2 separate regions of the Homo sapiens genome follow, and region 2 is linked to region 1. The links are chromatin loops, found by intact Hi-C in ENCODE. Cell type or tissue: mammary epithelial cell. All regions are shown on one strand. Links, peaks and the distances in the headings refer to the core of each region. The heading gives the core; the rest is flanking DNA. Region 1 has its middle 100 kb from the start of MIR584. Region 2 has its middle 5.7 kb from the start of ADRB2.

What was found. A loop is a pair of places that touch in the nucleus more often than their neighbours do. Peaks named below come from ENCODE experiments on the same cell type or tissue, not always from the same donor. Only the 100,000 strongest peaks of a DNase experiment are listed, where the experiment ranks them.
Region 2: it touches region 1 in a loop (9-fold over the local background); 63 of 110 quality-filtered maps call a loop at or near these places.

What each region holds. Positions count from the first base shown.
Region 1 is chr5:148,955,161-148,960,547 of GRCh38, reverse strand. No RefSeq gene overlaps it. Among named protein-coding and RNA genes, the nearest start is that of MIR584, 100 kb to the left of the region's middle. RefSeq lists an enhancer at 3,559-4,131. In mammary epithelial cell, for the core only: a CTCF peak has its summit at 2,760 (motif pointing right); a DNase peak (open chromatin) is centred at 3,747; H3K27ac peaks cover 1,525 bases.
Region 2 is chr5:148,818,169-148,823,555 of GRCh38, reverse strand. No RefSeq gene overlaps it. Among named protein-coding and RNA genes, the nearest start is that of ADRB2, 5.7 kb to the left of the region's middle. In mammary epithelial cell, for the core only: a CTCF peak has its summit at 2,553 (motif pointing left); no DNase peak of the experiment used is centred there.

The DNA of each region.
Region 1 (5,387 bases), core at 78-5,077:
GCACCTGCATATGCTCTCACATGGACATACACATATGGACAATATACTCGTGGCATCTATGTTTTCATACATGCATCTGCAACCCACACACACATGCACTTGTAACATACACATGCACAAACAACATACTTGTGGCATACAGATGCTCTTACACATGCACACACATGCATGGACACATGCGTCACACACAATACACTTGTAGCATACACATGCTCACATGCATATGCACACACATACATGCACACACATATACCTGTGCACACACACATTGCATCTGCACACACTCTCTCCCTTCCTTAGCCTGGTGAACACCTACACATCCTTTAGCTCTCAGGCCAAAGGTCACAGCTTTAGGGCAGCCACTTTGACTCAGGCCAGGACACTCAGGCTGAGCTATCTTGGCACCTAGCACCTCCACCTCTCATCCAAACTGTCCTCTCTCAGCCCATAGGTACTTCAGTCCCAGGCTCTGTTGCCATCACTCTAGGGAGCTTCAGGGTGCTCAGGGATCCTCCTCAGCTTGCATCTCATTGCATGTCATTGAATAATTGTAATAAGTTGCTTAATTCTACAATTCCTGCTAGAAGGCCACTTCTGTGAAAGGCAGGGATAAAGCTGACTCTTCTCCACAGATCAGAATCATTTGATGCAGACTGGCACATAGTATGTCTTCAATACCTAGATGCCATTGATTGAACAGAACCACCAGGATCTCATTTGCATGCAAGCTGAAGAATAAGCTTGTTCATATTGGGGTTACCCTGCACAAGATGTCTCCTATGGGGTTTTTAGCCACGGGGTCTCTAATGATTTGGAGCCTCACTCAGAGGAAGCCAAGCCTCAGAATGCTGTATAAATTGGTAAAAAAAAAAAAAAATCTAACTTTGAAATGCATTCCTAGTCACCAGGAAAACACGTTTTGGGGGGAGAGAATGTCTAACAAGCCTGAAATGTAGACAACTCCTTATTGCTTCTGACTGCACTTTCTCCTGGGAAGTTAGGGGACACCAGCAGTTGCCATGAGTAGGACTGACCAGTCACTGTCTGGGCTGAGGCAGACTGCTTTCTTTATTTTACAGCAGTAGGGAACCCCTTGTTAGACATAATGAAGGCAGAGGTTGATGGGCAGATGGAGATGAGAAACACAATGCCTGGTGGTAAAAAGCAGGTGGCTCAGCTTAGAGTCATTTATTTTAATTCATTCATTTATTTAAGAAATAGTTCTGGGCACTTTCTAAGTGCCAGGCACCGTGTTAGCTGCTTGGGACATAGGAGAAAATGGGATAGACGTAGTCCTTGACCTGGGGGTGCTCAAGTTTAGCTGGGGAGGTGGACAAGGAAATAGGAAACCAATATGCAGTGTGATCAGTGCTCCAGGGGGATTCAGAAGAGGAGTTCCAGGGAGAGTGGTGCTGGCTTCTGGAAGAAGGGATGTCTAAGCCAAGATCTGGAGGATGAGCCAGGCTAGGAGATGGGGAAATGTGGTATGAAGGAGGAGAACAGTCAGTGGGCAGACCTCAAAAGGAGAGACATGGCAGGAGTTCAGAGTGGCAGCAGCGGGGTGGGGGTGGTGGCAGGGAGGGCAGGGTCCCGTCATGCACAGCTCATTCCTGAGGACTGCTCCCTAGGGTGATGGCAACAGAGCCTGGGACTGAAGAGCCCATGGGCTGAGAGAGGACAGTTTGGATGAGAGATGGAGGTGCTCACGGGAACTGGGGCTTTGCATGAGGCTGCGGGAGCCTGGTGGGAGTGTCTCTGGGGAGCAGTGATGCAGACCCAGCTGCTGCAGGCCTGGGTACTGGGGATGTGGGTGAAGGAGATTTGCTGTTCACTGCTTTCTCCCCTGGCACATGGACAAGGAGGCCTAGATGACCGCTGAATCCCTCCCAGAACTGCTGTCTGAACACTGGGAACTGTGTGCCCCCCTCCCTCCCACAAACCACCCCATGCCTCTGTCTCCCTGGCCCAGCTCTTTCCATCCTGCAGTATCCACTCTGGCTGCCCCAGGCCCCCTTTTCTCTATCACTACCCAGAAGCTGCATCACTATGACCAGCTCATGTCACATCTCCGGGCCTCAGTTTCCACATTAGTGGGAAACTGATGGGAATAATAACACCACCTACTTCTTCAGCCTTGTCTTCTGCTCATTACCCAGGCAACCCTGGCCCGCTGTCACTACCTCAAGCTCATGGGGCTCTTTCTTGCCTAGAGTTCCTTGCCTTTTCCTTCCTTCCAATCCGTCTCCCCACTTTTGCCTTGATAATTATTCCTCATGTTTCAAACCCAAGCTGAAACGTTGTTTCTTCAGAGAAGCCTTCCTGAAGAGGGGCCACCACTTGTATTCTACATGAATGCTCTGCATATTTCCTTCTTGACTCTCACCCCACTGGTGTACACCTCACTTTTGCATAATTTCTGAATATCTCCTTCCCTCCCTAGGATATAAGCACCATGGGCAGTGGAGATCCCTGACATGCTCATTGCTATATCCTTTCACCTGGCACTGTCCCAGGTATAGATTAGGCACTGGGCCATGAGATGCTGAATTAATAAACGACGAACTCAATGGGTTTAATACTCTCCACATGTATGTAAGTTACTAATTATATTCAAGCCAGACCTCTAAACTAACTTAAACTCAGTTTAATAACACTCATTTATTAACTCAGCTAAATAACTGATTGCAGCTCAATTTGATAAGCAAAGACCATCACAAAATTGTAGTGTAACATGGCCCTGGCCACTAGAGGGAGCTGGGAAGCCATAAAGCCGGGTGGCCTCTAGGACCCCAACCCCCTGTAGAGAGGTGGAAGTCTAATGTTCAGTCATTTTCTATTCAATCCATTCTTTAAAGTCTATAGACTGTTATGAGTTGGAAGGCTAGGGAGAGACTGTTTAGTTCAGTCTGGACACTGAGGCCTGAGGGAGAGCAAGTTCCCTCTGCCTCCCAGGGCTTCATGGCATAGACTTGTTTCTAGCCATGACAAACCTCTCTCTCTTTTTTTTTTTTTTTCAATATTTCTATTTTCTATTATGTAGAAGAGATCATTTTAACTTCTGTCTGTCCATATTTATTGACTTTCTACTATGCGCTGGGCACTGTTTAGGTGCTAGACACTCTGGGGTACAAAACAGGCTCCTGTCTCAATAAGTCCATCGTCTAGTTAGAAAGACAAATGTCAAAAAATACTACATAGCTACCAACTGTGATTGGTGTGAAGGAGAAAGACAATGTTTGGAGACAGATAATAACAGGAACACCTAATTCATTCTCAAGTTCATCCTGAGAGGAAGAGCCATGTAGCAGAAACCTGGAGGCTGTGCAGGGCTGGCAGAGGGACCAGAAGAGCAGACCTTCTGCCCCACATGGCTCTCTGGCTTGCCCACTGCTGCTGGGTGAGTCCCGTCTCCCCTGTGGCCTTCTGCTTTGCCATCTGTGTAATTGTGCACGCATTTCAAGCCTGAGGTTTTGATTAGGAGGGGCTTGTACCTGAGCTATCTGGGGCAGCTGGTGTGTGGCATTTGCAGCTGGTGTCAAAGGAGCCTGGGGTCCAGCTCTTGAGTGAAAGGGGGCTTCCACATGGATGGCCTCACACTGAGCAATGGGCCAGGAGCTGTGGGGTGGCTTTGTTCCAGGCATAGGAGTACTGCAGCTTTAAGACCTAGCACAGGTGTGGCTCTTGGACTGCCTGCATCCAGTCACCTGGAGAGTTGCTTAAGTAGAGAAACTACTGGGCTCCACCCCCAGAGATAATGATAAGGCAGCTCTGGAGGAGGGCCCAGGAATCTGCATGTTAATGAGCTGTCTAGGTGACTCTGATGCATGCTGAGGTCTGGGAACCATTTCCCTAGATCGTCTTGTAGAAAGGATCTGTGACACTCAGGCTTTGAACTGGCCTTCATTGTGTGCTCTATGTGTATTCCAAAAGAGTTGTGGTTAAGCAAAGATATTTTACAATTCAAATCATATCCTGAGTATACTTAGGGCTCTCACTTTAAAGAAGCCCCATTTGTAATGTGAATTTCTATACCAAAGTATAGTTCTTTGGTTCTTGTGTGTTAATTTTCCTAAATGATGGGCATACCTAACTATATACTTTGCAGACTGATTAATTAAATAATGAATTGAAAACACCTGGAATCCAGCTTTGTATGTTGCGGGAGGTCAGGGACCCCGAATGGAGGGACTGGCTGAAGCCATGGGAGAAGAATATGGATTGTGAAGATTTCATGGACATTTATTAGTTCCCCAAATTAATACTTTTATAATTTCTTATGCCTGTCTTTACTGCAATCTCTAAACATAAATTGTGAAGATATCATGGACACTTATCACTTCCCCAATCAATACCCTTGTGATTTCCTATGCCTGTCTTTACTTTAATCTCTTAATCCTGTCAGCTGAGGATGATGTATGTTTCCTCAGGACCCTGTGATAATTACGTTAACTGCACAAATTGTAGAGCATGTGTGTTTGAACAATATGAAATCTGGGCACCTTGAAAAAAGAACAGGATAACAGCAATGTTCAGAGAATAAGAGAGATAACCTTAAACTCTGACCGCCGGTGAGGCTGGTGGAACAGAGCCATATTTCTCTTCTTTCAAAAGCAAATGGAGAAATATCGCTGAATTCTTTTTCTCAGCAAGGGACATCCCTGAGAAGGAGAATGCGCCCCTGAGGGTGGGTCTCTAAAACGGCCCCCTTGGGTGTGGCCATCTTCTATGGTCAAAACTGTAGGGATGAAATAAACCCCAGTCTCCCATAGCACTCCCAGGCTTGTTAGGAAGAGGAAATTCCCACCTAATAAATTTTGGTCAGACCGGTTGCTCTCAAATCCTGTCTCCTGATAAGATGTTATCAATGACAGTGGTGTCAGAAACTTCGTTGGCAATTTTAATTTCACCCCAGTCCTGTGGTCCTGTGATCTCGCCCTGCCTCCATTTGCCTTGTGATATTCTGTTACCTTGTGAAGTAAGTGATCTTCATGACCCGCACCCTATTCATACACTCCCTCCCTTTTTGAAAGTCCCTAATAAAAACTTGCTGGTTTTATGGCTCAGGGGGCATCACGGAACCTACCGACATGTGCTGTCTCCCCTGGATGCCCAGCTTTAAAATTTCTCTCTTTTGTACTCTGTCCCTTTATTTCTCAACCCAGCTGATGCTTAGGGAAAATAGAAAAGAACCTATGTGACTATCGGGGCAGGTTCCCTGATATTGTAGAAAATCTACAGCCTTCATTTCCAGAGAGGGGAGAGGAGAAGATCTGTGGCAGAGGCATAAAGAATTAAATTTCAAAGCTCAGAGTTAAGCTCCTTCAGGATAAAGCATTTATTTATCGTCAGGTTTATAATCACTGCCCATCTGGGACAGGTGAGCCCTG
Region 2 (5,387 bases), core at 198-5,197, 140 kb after region 1:
ACCTACAGAAAGGGGGAAAAATTTTGCAATCTATCCATCTGACAAAGGGCTAATATCCAGAATCTACAAAGAACTTAAACAAATTTACAAGAAAAAACAAACAGCCCCATGAAAAAGTGGGCAAAGGATATGAACAGACACTTCTCAAAAGAAGACATTAATGCAGCCAACAAACATATGAAGAAAAGATCATCAGCACTGGTTATTAGTGAAATGCAAATCAAAACCACAATGAAATACCATCTCACACCAGATACAATGGCGATCATTAACACATCAGGAAACAGACCGGGCGCAGTGGCTCATGCCTGTAATCCTAGCACTTTGGGAGGCTGAGGTGGGTGGATCACCTGAGGTCAGGACTTCGAGAGCAGCCTGACCAACATGGTGAAACTTCGTCTCTAATAAAAATACAAAAATTAGCCAGAAGTTGTGGCATGCCTGTAGTCTGACCTACTCTGGGGGCTGAAACAGGAGAATCGCTTGAACCTGGGAGGTGGAGGTTGCAGTGAGCCGAGATTGTGCCACTGCACTCCATCCGGGGTGACACAGTGAGACTCCGTCTCAAAAAAAAAACAGGAAGTCAGGAAACAACAGATGCTGGAAAGGATGTGGAGAAATAGGAACACTTTTACACTGTTGGTAGGAATGTAAATTAGTTCAAACATTGTGGAAGACAGTGTGGCAATCCCTCAAGGATCTAGAACAAGAAATACCATTTGACCCAGCAATCCCATTACCTGGTATATACCCTAAGGATTATAAATCATTCTACTATAAAGACACATGGACATGTATGTTTATTGCAGCACTGTTCACAATAGCAAAGACTTGGAACCAACCCAAATGCCCATCAAGAATAGACTTGATAAAGAAAATGTGGCACATATACACCATGGAATACTGTGCAGCCATAAAAAAGGATGACTTCATGTCTTTTGCAGGGGCATGGATGAAGCTGGAAACCATCATTCTCAGCAAACTAACACAGGAACAGAAAACCAAACACCTCATGTTCTCACTCATAAGTGGGAGTTGAACAATGAGAACACATGGACACAGGGAGAGGAACATCATACACCAGGGCCTGTTTGGGGGTGGGGGCCTAGGGGAGGGATAGCATTAGGAGAAATACTTAAAGTAGATGACAGGTTGATGGGTGCAGCAAACCACCATGGCACATGTATACCTATGTAACAGACCTGCACGTTCTGCACATGTATCCTAGAACTTAAAGCATAATAATAATAAAAAAAGGAGAATCTGCTTATATCAATTAGGAAGTTCTGGGCCTTTGCCCTCCAGCCTTGACGAATGGATGCACGCTCTTTCCCTGCTGCTTCACCAAGCTGGTAGAAATGTCAAGATGTAGTCAGCTAACTAAGAGTCTTTTCTCCTGACCTCCTTTTGTGATTTTAGGTTTAGAGAAAGTTAGACTGGGAAAGAGCTTAATATATCAGTTAATTTATTTCCCCCAAGTTTGCAAATGAGGTTACTGAAGTGAAAAAACAAGAAGTGTCCAGGCCAAAGTGTTAAGGAAAATTAGGAGTCCAGGTCTGCTCATGGCCTCACAAGTTTTCCCTGCCTAATGCTGTTATTTTATTTCCCAGCAGAGGAGTTCGAGTAGCACTGCTTACTGTTCACATGACCTTAGAGAGTTAATGCTTCATTTGAACTGGAAAGTTCTTAGTAGACTAAACGCACCTTTATCTGATGTAAGAAAAAGCAGGCTCTTTTATGGTGATTGATAGCATCTAATTACATATTTTGTCAATCCCTTAAGACACTGATTTGTCGTTCCCAGCCTGTCAAACAGGAATAAAACCTCATATCTGGATTTACCTAATGAATGTCTGAATAGGAGTAAGCTTCCATGGTGCCAGAGCATGCCCTCACACCAATAGCTGGATGCTTAGGAAAATCTTATACTGGGTCTTGGCTTAGACAAGAGTCCTTTCTTGTGTATGATCCTGGAGCACAGAAACATCTGTAGATTTCTTTTCAAACAATAGTTTAAAATGCTTGTCTTTAAAAATGTCTCTGTACAGCATTATCCCATTAAATTTACATTAAATGAGATTAAATGCATGTCAAGTGCTTAGCATACTGCCGTAGAAGAAAAACCTTACTGTTAGTATCTTATTTTTGAATCAAAAAATAGATATAGAATGCATATTGGTCCTATCTAATCGCATGTATGAAATGTATGATAGGATCCTTTGAACATGGATAATTGCTAATTTACCTTTAATTTGGATTGCTGTGAAAAAATAATTGAAAAAACAGACAAAACTTGGTTCTTTAGAAAGAAGAATGATTCTGTAAGTTACTATTATCATTGAGTAATATAGCTAGATGGGATGTCAGCGTTTTTTGAATGAAGCATCTCACAATCTAGTCAGCTTCTTACACAATGCACCCACCAAAACTCAGAGGTATTTTTAGAGAGAGCAAGCTTACCAGCCCCTTTTGCAGGTGCATATTTCTCTAGCTATCCCAGTATTGAACTGAAATCCATTTTCTCACTTCTACCCATGGATCTTAAGTCTGCCCCCTTGAGGCCACCGAAAACAAGTCTCTTCTCTGTCCTAGCTTTTGGGAGAATCCCTTAAAGTTCTCCTTAGCAAACAAAACCTCTTCAGGTTAAACATTCCTTGTTCCCTTGGTTCTAGAGTCCCTTTTACCATCATGGTAGGCCTCTTTTATTCCTGCTTAGGTTTGTCTATGTCTAAACTTAACATCAGTACCTGGAAAGATGCTAGAACAAGTCATCAAACAATCAATTTGCAATCACCTTGGCAACCATAACTTAGAGCAGAGCAACCAGCAAATCTTTCCAAACAGCTGATTATACCAGATGAATTTAATTTCCTGCTACACTAGAGTTTTATGAGACATACTAATAAATTCTCCACATCTTAGAAGCACTGAACAAAAGGAGACGGCATTAAATTAAAGCAGAGGAGACTTCAGTTGGCCGTTCAAAAGACTCCTTCGTCTGAAAAGAATCAGTATTCAAAGAGGTTACACTCTAGCAGCTTTTCTCAAATTGGGATTTTGCAAGAGAATTAAGCCCTACAGAAAATTATTTTTCCCAAAGCTGGGACATATCTCTTACCCTCCTAGGGACATAAGAGAGAAATTAAGTCACTACATACAATGCAATGGATGCCTTAGGGTATAGTGCTTAACTGAATCTTCTTTTGCTGAATCTGAGAGGAATTGCTTGAGTCTCCTTCAGGTATGGGAATGAACACTGTGTGATGGTGAATGTATATATATATATATATATATACACACACACACACACATTCAGATATACATGTATGTACATACACACACACATATATATAATATATATATCTTATATATATATTATATATACTATATATTTTTATATATATATTATATATAATATATATATTATATATGTATGTATATATAATATATATGTGTATATATAATATATGTATGTATATATAATATATATGTATATATATAATATATGTATGTATATATAATATATATGTGTATATATAATATATATGTATATATGTATATATATAATATATATATGTGTGTGTGTGTATATATATATATATATATATATATATGATGGAAGCGGTTTGGTTCAGTGGAGAGGGCATGGATGGGGGATTAGGAGACCTAGGTGTTAGTCCCAAAACAGCTCTCATATTCTATTGTAACCTTAAGCAAGTTGCCTTGTTTCTCAATCTTCATTTATGAAATAGGAAGTTGGGCTTGGTAACATCCAAGGGCCTGTCTACTCTAAACTGAACAAGCCTATAGTGGGAAGAAAGTGCTTTGAGGGCCACTGAGGAGATAAATTTTTGATTCGGAAGAAGTACCATGGAGCTGACAAGCAAAAATTGCCAATATCCTACACAACAACTTGATTATGTTTTTTTATCCTCCATATTTCAGCTATTCACATTTCATCTTTGTGATTTATGCTATTCTGAACAGCAGGTGTTCTACAGTTTTCTAAATTATTGACTCACTTTTAAAACTTTTATGATTTTTAAAATTATTGACTCATTTTTAAAACTCAATGCATTTATTTTTAAAGAAAATTTTATATGACTGCCATTACCACACGTGGAAAACTCGTGTCATTTGCCATAAATAGAAAGTAACCATGAAGACAAAACAATGTTAGTAAATGCTAGCTAGATTTTGTTGCTTGCCAAAGTTCTGAGCCTTAGGCCTGCTCTCTTTTTATTGAAAAGGAAGATTTGCAATACCGTTAGTATTCTAGCATCAGATGGGACTTTCTCCATTTATTTTAAAAGGTTGAAAGAAAATTGAAAAGGGAATAACTCCTAAGTAGTACACTGTTATTTAAAGTACTGTTACTAAATTATTTAAAATAATTTCTGATTACACCTGCAGGTATCTCAGTCCTGGACTTGTGCTAATGGGATACACTTCAGTGATAGAAAGAGCATGGGCTTTGGAGCCAGAGGAAGGAATGTGGGTTCCAATGATGACACTGTCCTTGATCAGCTGTGTGCTTCAGGCAATATGCTTTAGGCTTCTGGGCCTCAGAGGGCTCGAGGGTAAAATGCCTTGGATAGTTGGAAGAAATAGACGGAATATATAAAACACTAGATTTGAAAAGGAAGGGAGAGAACCAAAAGTCATGACAAAAAACGAATCAGCATAACTGGGATTGGCTGGGGGGTAAGGGGGAATGAGTCAAGAGAGTGGAGGAGGCCATTACCAAGCAGGGTGCAAGGAGAGCAGTGGACTGAGTGTGGCTGTAGGACAGGAAGGGGCAATGAATTCAGATATTACCATACTGAATTTGAGGTTTTGGTTGGACATCAAAATGGAAGTTAAAAATATCATAATGATTAGGAGATGAGAAACTGAAGTGATGTGTCTGTGGGTGGTCACGATTATGGTGGAAGCACTGCCTGAATAGCAGCACTCTCAGAGGATGTTTTGGAACGTTAAATGAAATAATGCATTTAAGGAACTTAGCATGCTGTTTCAAAAAAAATTATTTATCATTATTACCATCATCATCATTATCATCATCTTGGATTTCCTGGGACAACCCCAATTTCTGGAAATTACACTAGTTTCTCTAAGGGCAGTTCTTCGAATGAATAAATAAATTGATCTAAGAGGAAAAAAATCCTTTTATATATTAACCTATGAACAGTGGTAACATTTGGGGTGGATTTGGAGGGATGTCCAAATGTTTGATTCTCTAGCAGCTGCCTTGAGATGATTTGTATGCAAGTGATTGAGGAAGGAAAGCTCCCAAAAGAAAACAGTCAGGGAGTGGGAGAAACAGCTCAGAGAAGGGAAGAAGCAAAGGCAAAGACCCAGTGTTGCCTGATCCTAGGAGCAGCTCT